Regions from separate parts of the Homo sapiens genome. Here region 1 is linked to region 2. Evidence: chromatin loops called from intact Hi-C (ENCODE). Cell type or tissue: Caco-2. All regions are shown on one strand. Links, peaks and the distances in the headings refer to the core of each region. The heading gives the core; the rest is flanking DNA.

Region 1 (2,912 bases), core at 113-2,612, 130 kb before region 2:
AGTCCAGGAGTGTGCATTTAAGAAAAGACCCTCCCCACGTTGTCCCCTTTCTCCAAAACGTCCCGCGTTCATCCTATGAAAGGGAAAAGGGTGCTGAAGACAGAGGAGGGAAGTATCAAAGACGCCGGAGGCCTCCATCAGCTATGTCACCACCCACCTTGTCCCTGAGCCCGGCTGCCCTCCCCTCCCACTGGAAGCTGCAGCAGACAAAGCTGCTGCTACCATGGCAAGTTTCCCTTCCTTTAAAAAATAAGACTGAAAACCTACCATTTAGGTCCTGGCCAACATGGCACTTTTCCGGGTAGCTCCTGTTTCATGGCAGAGGTTACCATGATTGTGGGTGGGTTAACTAGGCCAGGAATGGGAGATGAAAATTAATTTCTCTTTTCTCTATTCTTCAACTTTTCTCCTTTCTCTATTCTTCCTTCTTTCTATAACTCTATTTCCTTTCCCTTCCTTTATGTCACTGCTCTTGCTTGTGCCCTGAACATCTTCTTTCTTTTCCCTGGTAATCCATTCTACCTGTTCTTTTCTTCCTCCTGCTGTGATGTCAACAATTCCCATTCATCATTTGTTTTTTGAGACAGGGTCTCACTATGTCAACCAGGCTGAAGTGGAGTGGTGTGATCACAGCTCACTGCAACCTCAACCTCAAGCGATCCTCCTGCCTCAGCCTCTTGAGTAGCTGGGACTGTGGGCACACACCACCACACATGGCTAATTTTTGTATTTTTTGTAGAGATGGACTTTTGCCATGTTACCCAGGCTGGTCTTGAGCTCCTAGGCTCCAGTGATCTGCCCACCTCAGCCTCCAAAACTGCTAGGATTACAGGCATCAGCCACTGTGCTCAGCCCCTACTCATCACTCTTAAAAGAGGAATTTATAAAAGTCTTCAATAAACAAAAACCAAAGTGGAATTTTTAAACAATTCCAGATGGTAGACAATGCAAACACCTGCTGGTAGTTACACATCCTACAGGAACCATCTTACCTGTAGCCCCAGAAATATACACAGGTACCAGGGAGGAACATCTTCTATGGTATAAATCATGTCTGATCGCTGGGGGTCCAGACTGCCAGTGCTATCCAGGGTCTCAGCGAGAGAGCTCTGCGAGCCAGAAGGAGAAAAGAAGGTGCTCATTAAACGTGAAGACCAGTGTTAGCTCGGCCATGTACAGGCCACTATTACAGAAAAACAACTTTATCAAGTGGTTGCCATCTTCCTGCAGTTTTGAGCCTTGGCTATCTTTGAAGCCAAGTATTCTCTTTGGCTCAAGTACAGTCGCCCACCGGGATGGTCAATCCTCAGAATTTGGGGGGTCAGCGTCCTTGGGCAACATCTCATCCCTGAGAACACCAAACTTGCTCAGAGCTTCTCCCCAGGCCTGGGGATCCTCCTGCATGGACAGAGATGTTCCCAGGTTGAGACCACAAAATGATACCTTGGCACGAGCAGTCCTTGCGTGAGACCCCAGATGAAAAAAATCTTAGAAAATTTTAACCACTTTCAAAGAGACAGCACACTGATCTGCCCCTCCCAGCCCACTTCATCCCTGCAAGTAAAAAGGATCTTTGTACTTTAAAATTCTACACCCTCCTATCCAAACACTATTGCTCAGATAACGTTAGGTGAAAAGAGTAATTCTAAAGTATATAAACACGGTGATTTGAATTCTGTTTAAAAAACAAAACATTAAAAATGTATTCATAGTTTAGGTGACAGGTTTTTTCTTCTTTTTCTCCTAACACTAGTAAAAAAAATATTTTAAAACATTAAGTGTGGCATGGTTTTTTAAGCAAAAATCATCATAAAGACCAGTCACTTTAGGTTAGAGTCCAGCCTCTTCCAATCACCCCCAGCATCAGTTCTGAACTCATGCAGTATCTGAGCCAAACAGAAAACTCAAGGTAGCCCCGAGTTCCCCAGGAGAACCTCAAAACTGCTCTGGTTTCAAACACCACACAAATAATCTTTCCTTGGAATTTCTACAATCATTTCTTGGAATCCAAGATATGTATCTCATTTTAAGAAATGTTTTATAACCTAGCAAACAAAGTGTTTAACAGGAAACAAAATGAAGAGATATCCACATGGAAAAATGCTGATTCCATGTGTTCCACCCACATGGAGGCAACAGGGGTTTGGGGTTTGGGGCCCAATACCCTTAAACAAAAGAAGGGACACAGTTCACCCTCACCTTTCACAGCCAGAAGGTAAATGTCTGATGGAAGCTGACATCTCATCTAATCCAAATGTAACTGAATATGACCTTTTGGGTAAAACTTTCTCTTCCGTCCTAACAAGGGATACTGGCAAATTTACATTGTGTTGAATTTGTTACAATGGATTATGGATGTCTTTAAAAACTTGTTGGGAGAAATGGTAGAAAAAGTACGTATGTGTCTGAGGGGTGTAGCATGTAGTGATGTACAATAAAGATTAACTCAGCAGGTCTGGGTTGTCCAAACCCCGCACATTTCAAAGAAAGGGTTGAGTCTTGCCTGGTACGTGGGGGATAACCTGAGCTCTTGGGGTTTCTGCCTCTTAAACATGTCTTTTTAGGCCCAGTGCAGTGGCTCACACCTGTGGTCCCAGCACCATGGGATGCTAAGGTGTGAGGATCACTTGAGGCCAGGGTTCAAGAACAGCCTGGGCAACATAGTGAGGCCTCTTCTCTAGTTTATACATATTTTTTTACCTGAAACTTGGCCACACAGTGTCAGCTTGACCTCTGGAGGGGCTGGTGAGTAATTAAAGTTAGCCACATAGGCAGTCAGCCATACCTATACGACAGATCCCCAATTAAAAACCCTGGACACCAAGGCTTGGATGAGCTTCCCTGGCTGAATGGGTGTTATCACATATCACTGCTGGGAAAACTGAACACTGCCTGCATGACTCCACTGGGAG
Region 2 (2,912 bases), core at 122-2,621:
CTGAGAAGTGAGGAGACCCTCTGCCTGGCAACCACCCCGTCTGAGAAGTGAGGAGCCCCTCCGCCCGGCAGCTGCCCCGTCTGAGAAGTGAGGAGCCTCTCCGCCCGGCAGCCACCCCATCTGGGAAGTGAGGAGCGTCTCCGCCCGGCAGCCACCCCGTCCGGGAGGGAGGTGGGGGGGGGTCAGCCCCCGCCCGGCCAGCCGCCCCATCCGGGAGGGAGGTGGGGGGTCAGCACCCCCGCCTGGCCAGCCGCCCCGTCCGGGAGGGAGGTGGGGGGTCAGCCCCCCGCCCGGCCAGCCGCCCCGTCCGGGAGGTGAGGGGCGCCTCGGCCCGGCCGCCCCTACTGGGAAGTGAGGAGCCCCTCAGCCCGGCCACCACCCCATCTGGGAAGTGAGGAGCGTCTCCGCCCGGCAGCCACCCCGTCCGGGAGGGAGATGGGGGGGTCAGCCCCCCGCCCGGCCAGCCGCCCCCTCCGGGAGGGAGGTGGGGGGGGTCAGCCCCCCTGCCCGGCCAGCCGCCCCGTCCGGGAGGTGAGGGGCGCCTCTGCCCGGCCGCCCCTACTGGGAAGTGAGTAGCCCCTCTGCCCGGCCACCACCCCGTCTGGGAGGTGTGCCCAACAGCTCATTGAGAACGGGCCAGGATGACAATGGCGGCTTTGTGGAATAGAAAGGCGGGAAAGGTGGGGAAAAGATTGAGAAATCGGATGGTTGCCGTGTCTGTGTAGAAAGAAGTAGACATGGGAGACTTTTCATTTTGTTCTGCACTAAGAAAAATTCCTCTGCCTTGGGATCCTGTTGATCTGTGACCTTACCCCCAACCCTGTGCTCTCTGAAACATGTGCTGTGTCCACTCAGGGTTAAATGGATTAAGGGCGGTGCAAGATGTGCTTTGTTAAACAGATGCTTGAAGGCAGCAGGCTTGTTAAGAGTCATCACCAATCCCTAATCTCAAGTAATCAGGGACACAAACACTGCGGAAGGCCTCAGGGTCCTCTGCCTAGGAAAACCAGAGACCTTTGTTCACTTGTTTATCTGCTGACCTTCCCTCCACTATTGTCCCATGACCCTGCCAAATCCCCCTCTGTGAGAAACACCCAAGAATTATCAATAAAAAAATAAATTAAAAAAAAAAAAAAGAAAAAAAAAGAAAATCAATTGATCATAAATACAAGGGTTTATTTTGGGGCTCTCTATTGTCTTCTGTTGGTCTCTATGTCTGTCCTTATGCCAGTATCACACTGCTTTCATTACTGTGGCTTTGTAGTAAGTTGTGAAATCAGGAGGTATGGGTCCTTCAACTTTGCTCTTCTTTTTCAATGTTGTTTTGACTATTTGAGGAATGCAGGTACTTTTTAAATAGGACTCCTAGAGGTACCAAGGAAAGGATGATCTATAACAGCTGCCGCTTACATACTTTAGGAAGAATGTTGCGGCTGTGTTTGGCCCATCTCATGGGTCTGGTGACCCTACTGTCTTGTCTGTACTAAGAAGTATGAATAGAATGCATGGTCTGATAAAGGTAAAAGCATTACGTTACATAGTTATATGCTATACATATTTAACTATTAAAACATACAAAATAGGCCAGGTGTGGTGGTTCATGCCTGTAATCCTAGCATCTTGGGAGGCTAAGGTGGGAGGATCACTTGAGGTCAGGAGTTCGAGACCAGCCTGGCCAACATGGCAAAACCCCATCTCTACTAAAAATACAAAAATTGTCCAGGCGTGGTGGCGCTTGCCTGTAATCCCAGCTACTGGGGAGGTTGAGGCAGGAGAATTGCTTGAACCCGGGAGGCGGAGGTTGCAGTGAGCCGAGATGACACCACTGCACTCCAGCCTGGGCAACAGAGCAAGACTCTGTCTTGGAAGAAAAAAAAGAGAGAGAGAAGAAGAAAAAACCCTACAAAATAGCATGGAATCAGAGATCTGAGATATCTGGTCTCTGTACGCACACATAACTTCAGTTTATCTGAACACTTCTGCTTGTTTCTGTTCTCTGCTCTCCTGACCCACCTCCTACCTTCGTTTTCCTGCATTCAGATGCTACATGCAAGTCATTTTTATCTATTTTTTTCCCCTGCAGACCATTTTTAAAACTCTGTGCTGTAATTGTACTGATTAAAATCAAGGGGGCCAGGTGTGATGGCTCATGCCTATAATTCTAACACTTTGAGAGGCCAAGGTGGGCGGATCACCTGAGGTCAGGAGTTCGAGACCAGCCAGACCAGCCAGACCAGCATGGAGAAACCCCATCTCTACTAAAAATACAAAATTAGCTCGGCGTGGTGGCAGGCGCCTGTAATCCCAGCTGCTCTGGAGGCTGAGGCAGGAGAATCACTTGAACCCGGGAGGTGGAGGTTGCAGTGAGCTGAGATTGCGCCATTGCTCTCCAGCCTGGGCGACAAGAGTGAAACTCCGTCTCAAAAACAAACAAACAAACAAACAAACAAAAAACATAAGGAATACATTCACCTGGTTCCAAATTCAAAGGTAAAAAGGCCCAGGATGAAAGTTTCCGTAGCATCCCTGCCTCCTTCCTGCCAATTTCCCCTCTCTGGCAACAACCATTCTTACTGCTTTCTTGTATTTTCTTCTAAATACATATATTTATACGTGTACATTCTTGAGCTGGATGCAGTTCAATAATGAATTCTAGCAACTCAGAAGGCTGAGGAGGGAGGACGACTTGAGCCCAGGGGTTCAAGGCTGCAGTGCAGGAGTTCACACCACTGCATTCCAGCCTAAGTGACAGAGCGAGACCCCAGCTCTAAAAACAAAACAAAACAAAAATATTCTGTTGCATAGCCAAGTAAAAAGAACTTCCTGACACAGCAATAGGGCAGCGCATGCTGTGGCTGCTCTCCCGGCACCTTTGCAGTGTGCTCCTACAGATTTTCTCCTGCCGGCAGGTA

The links. A loop is a pair of places that touch in the nucleus more often than their neighbours do. Peaks named below come from ENCODE experiments on the same cell type or tissue, not always from the same donor. Only the 100,000 strongest peaks of a DNase experiment are listed, where the experiment ranks them.
Region 1: a loop joins it to region 2, with 7 times the contacts of the local background. A loop is called at or near these places in 1 of 110 quality-filtered maps.

The regions. Positions count from the first base shown.
Region 1 is chr20:4,901,450-4,904,361 of GRCh38, forward strand. It overlaps SLC23A2 (solute carrier family 23 member 2), which reads right to left. Exons shown (of 17, transcript NM_005116.6): 5 at 993-1,109. Among named protein-coding and RNA genes, the nearest start is that of RASSF2, 79 kb to the left of the region's middle. In Caco-2, for the core only: no CTCF peak of the experiment used is centred there; no DNase peak of the experiment used is centred there.
Region 2 is chr20:5,027,542-5,030,453 of GRCh38, forward strand. No RefSeq gene overlaps it. Among named protein-coding and RNA genes, the nearest start is that of SLC23A2, 27 kb to the left of the region's middle. RefSeq lists an enhancer at 626-1,155. In Caco-2, for the core only: no CTCF peak of the experiment used is centred there; DNase peaks (open chromatin) are centred at 923 and 1,440.